Regions from separate parts of the Homo sapiens genome. Here region 2 is linked to region 1. Evidence: chromatin contacts called from ENCODE Hi-C or POLR2A ChIA-PET data. All regions are on one chromosome and are shown on one strand. The core of a region is the stretch at or near the end of the contact, and the rest is flanking DNA. Distances in the headings are between cores, read along the strand shown.

Region 1 (6,855 bases), core at 4,222-6,721:
TGAGGCAGGAGAATCGCTTGAACCCGGGAGACGGAGGTTGCAGTGAGCTGAGATCGCACCACTGCACTCCAGCCTGGGCAAAAGAGTGAGACTCCATCTAAAAAAAAAAGAAAAAAAAAAGAACCAGGGCTTTGAAGTCAGTGGGTTCAAGCCCTACTCTGCTATTTATTAGGCCATACTGTGAAGTTTGGACAAGTTACTTGACTTCTTGAAACCTGGTTTTTCTCATTAGTAAAATGGAGATAATGTTAGCATATTCATAGATTGTGAGGTTAAATAACAAGTGGTGTGTATAAAGTTCGTGGTGTGAAGGAAATGCTCGATAAATATTGATAATGACGATAATGATGATGATGATGATTTTTGTGAGAAAAGAGGGATTATAAAAGACTGCTCCTAGCCAACCTTTTGCCCATGAGGGAAATCTACAAGCTCAGTCCTTGTGAAGCTGGGGTTTTGGGTTCCCAGAGGCCTCAACCACTCCTTTTCCTGTGATCTTGTGGCTGGGATGACAGTGCATCAGCAGAGGATGGATCGTTTCCTGCAGGCTCAGCCCACACTCCGTGTAGCAATCTTGGGGGATTTCTGTCTGGAAAACAGTCTGGCGGTTCAATCCACAGACAGTCCCCCAACCTTCCTCTATATCTTATAGAGGAGGTGGGAAAACGAGGAACACTTGAATGAGAGGCCGTGCATATATGAGTTGCCTACAAAATCTGTCATTTTTGGAGGTATTATTTGAAGGGAACGTTTATTTATTTATTTATTTATTTTTTTTTTTTATTTTTTTTTTTTTTTTTTTTGAGACGGAGTCTCGCTCTGTCGCCCAGGCTGGAATGCAGTGGTGCAATTGTAGCTCACTGCAACCTTGATCTCCTGGGCTCAAACCATCCGCCTGCTTCAGCCTCCTAAAGTGCTAGGATTACAGGCGTGAGCCACCACACCCAGCCATTAAATTTATAATGAAACTTTGGCCAGGCTCGGTGGCTCACGCCTGTAATCCCAACGCTTTGGGAGGCTGAGGCTGGCAGATCACCTGAGGTGGGGAGTTCGAGACCAGCCTGGCCAGCATGGTGAAACACTGTCTTTACTAAAAATACAAAAATTAGCTGGGCGTGGTGGCAGGCGCCTGTAATCCCAGCTACTCAGGAGGCTGAGGCAGGAGAATCACTTGAACCTGAGAGGCAGAGGTTGCAGTGAGCCAAGATCACACCATTGCACTCCAGCCTGGGCAACAGAGCGAGACTCCGTCTCAAAAAAAATAAAAAAATAAATAAAATAAAATTAGCCGGGTGTGGTGGCAGGCACCTGTAATTCCAGCTTCTAGCTACTCGGAAGGCTGAGGTAGAGAACTGCTTGAACCCAGGAGGTGGTGGTTGCAGTGAGCCGAGATCATGTCACTGCACTCCAGCCTGGGTGACAGGCAAGACTCCATCTCAAGAACAAAAAAAAAAGCCAGGCATGGTGGCCCACGCATGTAATCCCAGCACTTTGGGAGGTTGAGCTGGGTGGATCACGAGGTCAAGAGATTGAGACCATCCTGGCCAATATGGTGAAACCGCGTCTCTACTAAAAATACATGGCATTTTCTGTTCTTGTCTTTACAAATTACCCCCTGACTCATGATAGATACATGACTTGGCCACATCCTTTGCTGTGTGAGCCACTTTTTTTTTGAGACGGAGTCTCGCTCTGTCACCCAGGCTGGAGTGCAGTGGTGCGATCTCAGCTCACTGCAAGCTCCGCCTCCCAGGTTCACGCCATTCTCCTGCCTCAGCCTCCCGTGTAGCTGGGACTACAGGCGCCCGCCACTACGCCTGTCTAATTTTTTTGTATTTTTAGTAGAGACGGGATTTCACCGTGTTAGCCAGGATGGTCTTGATCTCCTGACCTCGTGATCCGCCCGTATCAGCCTCCCAAAATGCTGGGATTACAGGCGTGAGCCACCTTGCCCGGCCGGCAGGAGAATCTCTTGAAGCCGGGAGAAGGAGGTTGCAGTGAGCCAAGATGACGCCATTGCACTCCAGCCTGGGTCACAAGAGCAAAACTCTGTCAAAAAAAAAGAAAGAAAGAAAAGAAAGAAAGAAGGAAAGAAAGGAAGGAAGGAAGGAAGGAAGGAAGGAAGGAAGGAAGGAAGGAAGGAAGGAAGAAAGAAAGAAGAAAGAAAGAAAGAAAATTTAAGGCCAGGCACGGTGGCTCACGCCTGTAATTCCAGCACTTTGGGAGGCTAAGGCAGGTGGATCACTTGAGGTCAAGATTTCGAGACCAGTCTGGCAAACATGGTGAAACTCCATCTCTACTTTAAAAAATACAAAAATTAGCTGGGCGTGGTGGTGCATGCCTGTAATCCCAGCTACACATGGGGCTGAGGGAGAATAATCACATGAACCTGGGAAGTGGCGGTTACAGTGAGCTGAGATCTCACCACTGTACTCCAGGCTGGGTGACAGAGCAAGACTCTGTTTCAAACAAAAGAAAATTTAGGCCAGGCACAGTCGGCTCACGCCAGTAATCCCAGCACTTTGGGAGGCCGAGGCAAGTGGTTCATGAGGTCAGGAGTTCAAGACCAGCCTGGCCAATATGGTGAAACTCTGTCTCTACTGAAAATGCAAAAATTAGCCAGGCAGCCAGGCTCAGTGGCTCATGCCTGTAATCCCAGCACTTTGGGAAGCCAAGGAGGGCGGATCATGAGGTCAGGAGTTCAAGACCAGCCTGGCCAACATGGTGAATCCTCGTCTCTACTACAAATACAAAAATTAGACGGGCATGGTGGTGGGCAGCTGTAATCCCAGCTACTTGGGAGGTTGAGGCAGGAGAATCGCTTGAAGCCAGGAAAAGGAGGTTGCAGTGAGCCAAGATCACGCCATTGCACTCCAGCCTGGGTCACAAGAGCAGAACTGTCTCAAAAGAAAAAAATAAAAAGAAAGAAATAGAATTTAAGGCCAGGCACGGTGACTCATGCCTGTAATCCCAGCACTTTGGGAGGCTGAGGCGGGTGGATCACTTGAGGTCAGGAGTTCGAGACCAGCCTGGCCAACATGGTGAAACCCCATCTCTACTTAAAAAAATACAAAAATTAGCTGGGCATGGTGGTACATGCCTGTAATCCCAGCTACACAGGGGGCTGAGGCAGAATAGTCACTTGAACCTGGGAGATGGAGGTTACAGTGAGCAGAGATCACACCACTGTACTGCAGCCTGGGCGACAGAGCAAGACTCTGTTTCCAAAAAAAAAAAAATGTAGGCTGGGCTCAGTGTTTCACGCCAGTAATCCCAGACCTTTGGGAGGTCGAGGCGAGTGGATCAGGAGGTCAGGAGTTCAAGACCAGCCTGGCCAAGATGGTGAAACTCTGTCTCTACTAAAAATACAAAAATTAGCTGGGCATGGTGGGTGGTGCCTATAATCCCAGCTACTCGGGAGGCTGAGGCAGAGAACTACTTGAACCCGGGAGGCGGAAGTTGCAGTGAGCCTAGATCATGCCATTGTGCTCCAGCCTGGGCAACAGAGCGAGACTCCACCACAAAAAAAAATTAAAAAAAAAAAAGAAAATTTAAAATCTGGTAACACGCAATAGTAAAAAAAAAAAAATAGAAGACAAAGCTGAGAGCAGTGGCATATGCTTATAGTCTCAGCTACTCTAGAGGCCGAGGCAGGAGGATACCTTGAGTCCAGGAATTCAAGTCCGGCCTGTGCAACATAGAGATCCCTATCATATCTAAAAATAATAAAATTGAAGACAATCTATCCATCAATTGGGAAAAGTTAATTAGATTACCATAATTAATACTATGGAATACTATTCCACCATAAAAAGCGTGAGTTAGATCGAGTTAGATCTGTATGTCCCTATGGAAGAACTACCACAGCATTGTTGAGTTAAGAAAGCAGGCCAGGTGCAGTGGCTCACGCCTGAAATCCCAGCACTTTGGAAGGCCGAGGCGGGTGGATCACGAGGTCAAAAGATCGAGACCATCCTGGCCACCATGGTGAAACCCCATCTCTACTAAAAGTACAAAAAAAAATTAGCCGGGCGTGGTGATGCACACCTGTAGTCCCAGCTACTTGGGAGGCTGAGGCAGGAGAATCGCTTGAACCTGGGAGGCAGAGGTTGCAGTGAGCCGAGATCGCGCCACTGCACTCCAGCCTGGCAAAAGAGCAAGACTGTCTAAAAAAAGAAAAAAAAAAGCAAACTACAGTATAAAGTGGGTTACAGAAAGTCTCAATGATGTATTCATATGTAAAAAATTAAAGGAGCTGCACACTTAAATGTGCACTATTTATTGTAAGTTATACCTCAATAAAAGGTTTTCTTTAATCTTCATAAAATTTTGGGGTGTGTGTGTGTGTGTGTGTGTGTGGTTAGAATGCAGTAGCTTGGCAGGGCGCAGTGGCTCACGCCTGTAATACCAGCACTTGGGAGGCTGAGGTGGGTAGATCACCTGAGGTCAAGAGTTCAAGGCCAGCCTGGCCAACATGGTGAAACCCTGTCTCAACTAAAAGTACAAAAAAATTAGCTGAGCATTGTGGTGGACGCCTGTAATCCCAGCTACTTCGGGAGGCTGAGGCAGGAAAATCGCTTGAACCTGGGAGGTGGAGGTTGCGGTGATCCGAGATCGCGCCATTGCACTCCAGCCTGTGCGACAAGAGCAAAACTCTGTCTAAAAAAAAAAAAAAAATTGCAGTGGCTCACACCTGTAATCTCAGCACTTTGTGAGGCTGAGGTGGGAGGACTGCATGAGTTCCAGACCAGCCTGGGTAACGTCTCAAGACCTCATCTCTATTAAAAAAAAAAAAAAAGAAAGAAAGAAAAAAGATCTAGACAGATGAGTAACACATTTTTAACAGCAGTTACTTAGTTATCCCTGTGCAATTGCATGAGAAAGTGAAGGAAGATTCTTTCACTTTTTGCTTTATACTCTGTCACATTATTTACAGTTTAAATAAGCATATTTTGCTTTTGTTATCAACAACAAAGAAATAGAAAAAAATCCTTTGTCTTCTGTGGGGTTCCCTAAATCACTCCATTGACATTCCTGCTGCCTTCAATGGCTCTCTGTGGGAAAAGAAAATGAAGTGAACACCTGTCAAAGGCTTCATGCAAATTGTGCCTACTCCAGATAGTGTGATTGCTGATTTCCCTCTAATTTACATTAAGGAAATTGAACTTTTGGTTGAAGTCGGTCTTCTTTGAAGAAGGAAGCAGACGACATTTAATGCTATGGGCCTATTGTCACTTCAGCACTGCTCTCAGGAAAGAATTGGGATCTGGTGGCGAAGACCGGCGTGAACCGTATCACTTTTTAAATGCCTAAAGGCTGGTTTTGAGAGGCCCGAGTCGCTAGTGAGAAAGCTGCCTCTGCAGCCAGGCCCCTCCCTGGCGGCCCGAGGCTCCGTCCGGTCCCCCGTGTCGTCGCCGGGGCAGCTGGCGCCCTCCGGCGGGGTAAGGCCAGGACCAACCAGAACAGCGCCCTTCCTCTGCAGCCCGCCTACTGACGTGCAATCCAGGATCTACGTGGGTATAGAGGGAAGCTGGGCCCACGGAAGGCAGAATGGCCAAAGAGATGGATATAAAGTGGAGCGGGGAAAGGAGGACACCCTAACAGTTTGGCAGCTCACTGTGCCAAGCGTTCATCTTCCAGAATAATGTAACTAATGTAGGGTATATGTTCTCCATTAGTTCATAAAGGAGGGGTGTCACACAAAGTTTACCTTCTTCCCCCAGCCCCATGAAAATTTCTTTAATATTTTTGTTTAATTTAAAAAGTAACATATGCCAGGCACGGTGGCTCACGCCTGTAATCCTAGCACTTTGGGAGGCTGAGGCAGACGAATCACGAGGTCAGGAGTTCGAGACCAGCCTGACCAACATGGTGAAACCTCGTCTCTACTAAAAATACAAAAATTAGCCAGGCATGGTGGCGCGCGCCTGTAGTCCCAGCTTCTCAGGAGGCTGAGGCAGGAGAATCGCTTGAACCTGGGAGGCAGAGGTTGCAGTGAGCTGAGATCAGGCCACTGCACTCCATCCTGGACGACAGAGCGACTCCGTCTCAATGAACAAATAAAAAGTTACATATGTTTGTGTAAACTATTAAAACAACACAGAAACAAACCCATACAGTTGGCTTATTTTACTTAGCATGATGTCTTCTAGGTTCATCTATGTTGTAGCATGTGTAGAATTTATTTCCTTTTTAAGTCTGAATTATATGGATATTTATTATGTTTATCCCTTCATCTGCTGATGGACACTTGGGTTACTTCTACCTTTTGGCTATTGTGAGTAATGCTGCTATGAACCTGAGTGTTCTATAAAGAACTTTTATTTGTCAAAACTATGTCATGCCATGCCAGGCGTGGTGGCTGACCCCTGTAATCCCAGCACTTTGGGAGGCTGAGGCAGGCTGATGATTTGAGGTCAGGGGTTTGAGACCAGCCTAGCCAACACGGCAAAACCCCATCTCCACTAAAAATACAAAAATTAGCCACATATGCTTGCTTGAACCCAGGAGGCGGGGTTGCAGTGAGCCGAGATCCTGCCACTGCACTCCAGCCCAAGGTGAAAGAGTGAGACTCTATCTCCACAAAACAAAACAAAACAAACTGTATCATGCCATAGGTTAACAAAATAGTAGGTTAGGGAGTTTCTCTTAATAGAATTCTTCCAGGCTGAGTGTGGTGGCTCATGCCTGTAAGCCTGTTTCTCTACCACTCTACCTTCCCAGGAATAACTATCACTAACAAATGGTACTCGTGAATTCACACTTTTTGTTGTTGTTGTTGAGATGGAGTCTCGCTCTGTCGCCCAGGGTGGAATGCAGTGACACCATCTCAGCTCACTGCAACCTCCGCCTCCC
Region 2 (7,099 bases), core at 2,703-5,202, 120 kb before region 1:
GCGGGAGGTAGCCGGGCCTAATTAGTCGGCCTGGGACCCGGGCGGGCGCCGGGGCGGCAGACGCGGCCGCCAGAGCCGCGCAGGCACGTCCGCGTCCGGCTGGGAGGCGGCAGGGAGCCGGGAGGCGCCCTGAGCCGCGGCGGGACGGGCAGCCTGGGAAGGCCTGGGCCAAGGAGATTCCGCACCGAGAAGGCTGGCCTCCCCTCATTCCACGGTGCCACCAGGCGCAGCAATTAGAGGCTTTCAAAGTTTGTCCTTAATTGGTTTCATTTTTGCCTCATAAATGATTCATGGCCCCAGAGGTCTGGGAGGCGGAGGGAGTGGCAGGGGAAATTTGGGGAGGTTTTTGCCTCGGGCCAGGCCCCCTACCTGAGGTTGGGGAGGGTGCCGCAGGCCCAGCCCAGGAAGGGATGAGAGGGGCTGGGAGGCCTCGGGCAGGTGGGACCCTGCAGCAAAAATTAAAACCCAGGCCCTCTCCTTGGAGCGCTGACTAATTAGGAACTGCAACTTCTTTTCAGCACACCAGAGCTCTGCATCCAGGCCTGGAGCCACCGCAGCTGCTGGGGCCCTGGGAGCATGAATAATAATGTAATGATAACAAAATAACAGTGTCAGTAGTAATAATAAGGATGGCGAGAACAACATATGCGTGATCTCTTTCAGCCACCCCTGCTCCCCCAAACACTAAGATCTGTTTTACAGATGAAGAAACTGAAGCTCATAGGCCTGCCCTCTGACCCTCAGTCTGATGCCACAACCCCTTAACCCCCAAACCCCCAAGCTCTTAAGAGCACAGGACTGACTATTCACCCTCCAGGAATAGTGCCAGGAGGGTCAGGAGCTGCAGGGCCTAAGGAAGCCTAGGAATGGTCCTGAGGCCTGAAAGAAGACCCCAGCCGGTACCAAGTGGCCCCACACCCACCTGAACCAGGCTGGCTCTGCCCCTCAACAGGCTGTGTGACCTTGCAGGGCCTTAACTGACCCATCTGTAAAATAGGGGCACAAGAGCCCTATGCCCCCACATTGAGTGCTAACCCAGTGCTGGGCACTAGGATAGACAGGAGATACCATGGACCCCGTGGTCAGAGAGCTCCCAGTGTAGGGACACACAGAGAAAGGTTTAAAAAAGTCTGTGCAGAGAACCCTGAGTGCTCAGTCAATGGGCAAAGTGCTGGGGAGCAGTACCCAGAGGGCTTCTTGGAGGAGGTGAGGTGGGAGGAGGAAATGCCTCTCCTCTGACCCCATAACCAGCCTACACAGGATGCTCAGGGAGTGGGTGTGACCCACTTAAACCCAAGACTGGGGTTGGACCTTGAAGAAACCCAGAACTACAGACCACATCAGAGTGACAGGGATGCAAAGTGCCCAGCTCAGCCTGCCCATGATGCTCCCTTTGATCCTGAACAGCTATGGGAGGTGAGGCATACTAAACTGAGCAGGGCCCACCTGGCCCCTGGAAATCCTGGAGGTGAGGGAACACAAGAAACAAGTCAGAGGGTAAATGCTGGGTGGGCTGACTCCGTTGGAGCAGGGCCCAGGGTCTCACAAATATCATCTCCTGTATTCTTCAGTTCCTCTGACACATGCACCAGGCTCCCCTCTCAAAACCCACTGGTCCTCAGGCCCCAGCCACAGCACAGTCTCAGTCAGCTCACTGCTCTTCCACCCAGCCTGCCTCCACTGGGCAGTGAAACAGCCTGCGCCAGAGCCAGCACCACTTCAAGTGGTTATGCGTCCCTGCACCTCTCCGCAGCTCTCTGAATGGCATCTGTGATCATCCCCATTTCCCGCATGAGCAAAATGAGGCTTAGAGAAGCTAAGGGACCTGCCCAAGGCCACATAGCTCAGGAGCGCCCACGTTCATCTCCCTGGCCTCTTTGTGGCTCAGTATCCCTGACCTGTCCCAGGCCTGGCCATTCTTGCCCCAGCCCTGACCCTTCTCCTGTCTGGACAAAGACCACACCAAAGCCCACGCTCCTGCAGAAACTAGGACTTGATCTGGCTGAGGCTTGTGGTCAGAAGACCCACAGGAGGTCCAGGAGGTAGTGGGGGTCTCTGTGTACCCTGAGACCCCTGGGGCATGGGGGTCTTCTGAGGCTTGGATGGGGTAGTAGGGGAAGCTCCCACAGGCACACACAGGGATGGGGGTGAAGGGGGTGAAGGGGCTGGCCATATTCTGTGGCTTCCTCCCTGGGAAGAGTCAACTTCAAGGCCCCTATCACCCATACTTGGGAGGAGGCCGCCCATGGGATTCTGAAGCTGGGGCACACGTCCTCTGGAAATGAGACTGAGCTCTACCCACCTCTGCTCCACCCTGCTGGAGGACACTGCTGAGAAGCCGGGCAAGGCCCACCCTCTCTGAGCCTCAGTGGCTTCATCTGCACACTGGCCCGATAATGTCCTTTGAGCCCTTTGAAAAAGCCTTTGAGAATAGGTTTAGAGGTTTTCCTTGAGAAAAGGGGTTTGGAAGAACTGGTCTATTTTTGGTTGGGGGCACTTGAGACACTGGGGTCAGTGTACCATAGCAGCTTGACAACGGCTTGTTGAACACACAAACAAGTGGCCGGGTTCTTATCCTCAGCAGGTCTGGTCAACAAACCCTTCCCAGGTGCCCACTCTGGGCCAGGACACTGGTCTGCCCTTTGCTCCTCGCTGTCCATCTACCTGTTCCAGGGCTGCCCAGCCAGGTCACCGGGGTCCCTCTGCCCAGCTTGCCCGGAAGCTGCACGTCTCCAGTGGGTCAGCACTGACGTCAGCAAGACTGGCCGGGCGTGGAGCCCGCCACCTCCGGAACCACCAATTAATTAACTTTTTCAAATTAATTTCCCAAGCAAAATTCCATAATTACATCTGTCTCCATCAGCCCAAGCTGGGCAGGCAAGAGGACCCTGCAATGAGATGGAATGTGGTGTAAGGGGGTGGCCATAACAGCCCTGGGACCAGGTCAGAGAGGCCACTGGGGGTTAGGTTTTACCACAGTTGGGCACTGGCCTGGCATCCTTATGGATGCTATCTGGGAAAGGAGGGGGCTGAGAGACCAGAGCATTCCAGCAAGGAGGTGGGGGCTCTGGGAGACCCATGGCCGGCCCAGCTCATCCCGGTGCCCCCATCCCCCACCCCGGTGCCCCTAAACCACAGCGGGTCTTGGCATGGCCCAGTAGCAGCACAAGCACCGCGAGGCTGAGGAGGCCGCGGCTGCGGCGTTCTAATTTCCCAAAGGGGCTGAGATTAATTAGCTCACACACAGGCGCAGAGAGGGAGAGGAGAGTGGGAGCAGGAGCGGGCAGCGTCAGGCGAGGAGCTGGCTGGCACTCCCCCCTGCCCGCCCAGCAGGCAGTTGGCGGCCTTGACAGCCTGGGTGCTCTGAAGGTCAGTGGCCAAGCTGGCTGAGCCAGCAGATTGGCACCATCTCCTTCCCAGAATCCTCAAGACCAAGGCTGGGGTACAGTGACCAGGAGGATAGTCTGGGGGGAAGGGCTCCGCTGTCACCACACTCTATCAGTTCTGTGCCATGTGCTCTGTCCACATCATCTTGTTTGATGGTCACAGCAACCCACAGAGGTAGGCATCATGATTCTCCCATTTTGCAGATGAGGACACTGAGGCTCAGAGCTGAGTGGGGCACTGGTGTGGGTCAAGGTCAAGCAAGTGTGGACAGTGGAGGTGAGGCTGAAAAGAAGGCTGGCCCAACTCTAGAGCCCACACTTCTTCCCCTGGACCCCTGTGCAGGTGTCAGGGCTACAGGAGCTCTGGGCCTGGGGGACTGGAACACCAGTCACAAAGCTCCTAAGTGTGTCTGTCTGCGGGGAATGAACTTACCCCTGCCTCAGAGAGCACGCAGGGCAGACTCGCACAGTCATTTCACAGATGAAGAAACTGAGACCAGAAAGGGGAAATGATCTGAGGCTGGGACTAGCCTCTAGTAAAGTCAACCCGATGAAGTGACCTTTAGTGAGCCCTGACCCAGGGCCATGCAGCGCCTGGTGCTAAGTGACACACGGACCACGGGATGGGGGGTCATTGTGGCTATGTCCCTGTATACCAAAGAGGAAGTGCCAGCTCAAGGGCACTTGCTCAACTCCTCCCTGCAGGGTGCCCAGGAGAGGGAAATGGAGCCCCTGGGGAGGGGGTGGAGGAGGTGCGCAACCCTGACCAGGCCCCGAGGCAGCTTCCACAGGCCTAACCATGGAGTTTCCCAGAACCTGTCTGCAGGAAGAACCCAGAAACCCCAAGGGGCATCCATCTGCTCCTCAGGGGATCCCCCACCCACCCATCCACCCTCCTCCCTGGAGTTAAGGGGTTAGGTTAGCAGTTCCAATGCTCTTAGGTTCAAACCTGGAAAGTGCCTTGAGATAGCAGAGGGACCTAGGAGAGTTAAGGAGCTGGGCATGGGGGAGGGGGCTGGCTCAACTAGGAACACTACACATCTTGTGTGTAATGGGGCGAGGGGAGCCCCTCATCTCAGAGACACAGGCTCAGGCCATGCCAGGGTCCAAGTGGGGCTTTGGAGTCAGGATTCCTCTCCTAGCTCTGCAGCCTCCAGCCTAGGTGACCTCAGACAGGTTGCTGACCCTCGCTGAGCCCAACCCCTAGCCAGTGAAATGCAGCCGCTGACAGCCCCCACCTCGTCAGGTCCTGGAGAGGACCTATGTGAAGGGGTCAGTGTAGCGTCCACATGCAGTAGGTGCTCAACTAAGGATAGCCATGTTGTTGTTTTTACTGTCCACATCTGCCAGCATAAGTGTGAACGTCACGGACAAGTCAGGCCAGGCGTGTTGGGTAACCCAGGTCATGGCCCTGGTTCTCTCACCATTTGCTTTTGAGCTCTGAGGCAATCCTTCATGCCTCAGTTTCCCCAGCCCCAAATACAAAGCATTCCCCGTCTAGCCTGCAGGACCATGGGGGGATGGACATGTGGTAGAAGCCTGAAGGTTACAACGAGGGTAGCACCCCACTGGCCAGGCTTGCATCTCCTCTTCTGCCCAAAGGAAGAAGGCCTACCTACACTTCTAGACAGCCTTTCCTCCTACCTCCCTCGCCCTCAGCCCTGCCAGCTCATGTCGGCTCTTCTTAGATCTCCCACAGCCCTGACAGCCCTGCCACAAAGGCACATCCCAAGCCTCTCGCCACCCTGCAAAGGCTCCATTTGCCACCTGGAAGTCCCTGCTCAAGTCTAACATATAGCCTTGCTGTGTGAGCATAGGGGGTGGGAGACAGAGAAAGCCTTGAAACTACAGTCGGCTCTCTCTGCTCCCTCTGATATTAGGAAGCCTCCAGGATTTTCCACCCAACACCCATGGGTTCCTTTGCCCTGGGTCCAACCCATTCCCATCCCTCCCCCAACCCCTGGCCCCCAGCTCAGCCTCTTCACTCAGGTACCTCAGCATCCCCATCTGAGAACAGCCCTAGAGAAGGCTAAATCCAAGACATTCTAATTAAGGAGCCCTTGTTGTGGGATGCCACCCCCAGAAAAATGCCAGGTCTAGTGGAGCAGGTGGAGGGGCATGCTCGCCTGGAGATCCAGGTGACATAATGAGAACTGATGACAACACACCCCACCATCTACTTCAGGTCCTGCGGTTTTGAGACAGAGATGAGAGTCATACCGATCTCACAGGTGACAAACATGAGGTCAGAGAGGTGAGCAGACTGGCCCATGATTACATAGCAGGCAGCGACCAAGCCAGGTGTGGAGCCCAGGCCTGTCCAACTCCAGAGTCCGCGGCACGGGCATCCAGTTTCCTGACTGGCCACTGCTGTTTGTGTCCCTCAGGATGCTTGGGTCCCTCTCTCCTCCTCAACCACGGTCCAGTCGTTTATGGAGAACTGTGTGGCCAGGAGGAGGGAGCCCAACTGGGCCTGAGTCCTTATAGCCACATGCCCTTTGACCACTGCTAGGCTGTCTCAGTACTGTAGGCCCAGAATGACCGGTAGTCTGGGTGTTAGGAGATTGCATCCAAAGCCCTTCATGACCATGAAGCCATTCCCATCAGACTCACTTCTCTCATCTGAAAAACGGCTTTTTTTTTGGCAGCATATGGAAAAGGGGTATATCCTTATTTCTGCCCAGTGCAAGGAAGGCAGGCCCCAACCCCAAAGGCGGGCAGAGGCTTAAAAAGGCTCCCTGAGGGCATACCCTCAGCTCTCAGCACCCCAGGACTTCCTTATACATAAGCCAGCTCTGTACCCATTTTGCAGGGCTGTAGACTAAGAACCAGGGACATGGCCAAAATCTAAGTGGGGGCACTGGATAATGAGGGCCTTGGCAACTAAGGGGACAGGGAGAAGCAGGTGTGTGGTAAGCAGGGAAGGTAGGCAGAAAGACTCCTGGGCCCATTTGATCAGAGGTCTCATTCTTCCCCCCATCTCTGGCACACCCTGTCACCTCCCAAGGACCCCATGCCCCAGGTCAGGGAACCAGCTGGCCACTTAGTGGTCCTGGGGAAATCGACTTTCCCTGGCACTCCTTCTCCAGCCTTTCCTTTTCCCAGCTCCCCTGTATCTCTCCCCCATGTACCCAACCCACTCTGCCTGGGCCAGAGGCCCCGTACTAGAGGGCAGTGGGTTTAACACTCTCATGCCTGATACTTGGACCTCCTCCCCAGAGAGGGCAGAGCCAGGTTGGCTATGGGAAAAAACCATCTCCACTTCCCCACCCACACCTTGCAGAACCCGGTGGACACAACATGGCTGAAGGCCGGGCCTCTTCCGTGTAAGCCTAAACACGGGGCGTCTAGGGGAACAGAGCCCTGACCACAGCAGCTGCGCCTGTGTGTGCCAGTGCCCTGGCCCACTCTATGGCATCATCTAGGGGTAAGCTATGGCCTGAGAATGATCAGGCCCCAGTGTGTGGGGCCAATGGGGTGAGAGTGGCCTATGTGTGCACGCCTATGTGTGCCTGTGTATGTGCATTCGCCTAGGTACGTGCCAGTGGGTGTGTGTGCCAGAGGCTGGGCTGTGGCTGGAACCGTGAGTGTGCTTCTGGAGCACCACATGGGAGCTGTGTGTGCATGGTGCATGTGACCGAGTCTGTACCACGCGTGTCGGCTGGGTGTGCTGAGTCGTGTGGAACTACGTGTGCTGCAAGTGACTGTGTCTG

Evidence for each region. A loop is a pair of places that touch in the nucleus more often than their neighbours do. ChIA-PET counts read pairs that join two places held with the same protein, here RNA polymerase II (POLR2A). Pooled maps may share reads with other maps.
Region 2: a loop to region 1 is called in a pooled map, with 2.1 times the contacts of the local background. The contact joins two enhancer-like sites. A Hi-C loop is called at or near these places in 3 of 50 pooled maps. POLR2A ChIA-PET finds 5 or more read pairs at or near these places in 6 of 52 experiments (GM12878, H1, Panc1 and 3 more).

What each region holds. Positions count from the first base shown.
Region 1 is chr5:139,542,112-139,548,966 of GRCh38, reverse strand. It overlaps a transcript of UBE2D2 not described here. Among named protein-coding and RNA genes, the nearest start is that of UBE2D2, 16 kb to the left of the region's middle. RefSeq lists a silencer at 5,411-5,500 and an enhancer at 5,374-5,935. Within about 2 kb of position 5,471, at least 22 of the 41 ENCODE cell types and tissues checked have a DNase peak (open chromatin) inside an H3K27ac peak, as active enhancers do; they include GM12878, where a contact is called at or near this core.
Region 2 is chr5:139,661,369-139,668,467 of GRCh38, reverse strand. The region is part of intron 1 of CXXC5 (CXXC finger protein 5); the gene reads right to left. It overlaps LOC124901084 (a long non-coding RNA gene), which reads left to right. Exons shown (of 2, transcript XR_007058962.1): 2 at 519-642. Among named protein-coding and RNA genes, the nearest start is that of CXXC5-AS1, 15 kb to the right of the region's middle. RefSeq lists silencers at 1-244, 255-334 and enhancers at 625-674, 6,573-7,099. Within about 2 kb of position 3,952, at least 19 of the 41 ENCODE cell types and tissues checked have a DNase peak (open chromatin) inside an H3K27ac peak, as active enhancers do; they include GM12878, where a contact is called at or near this core.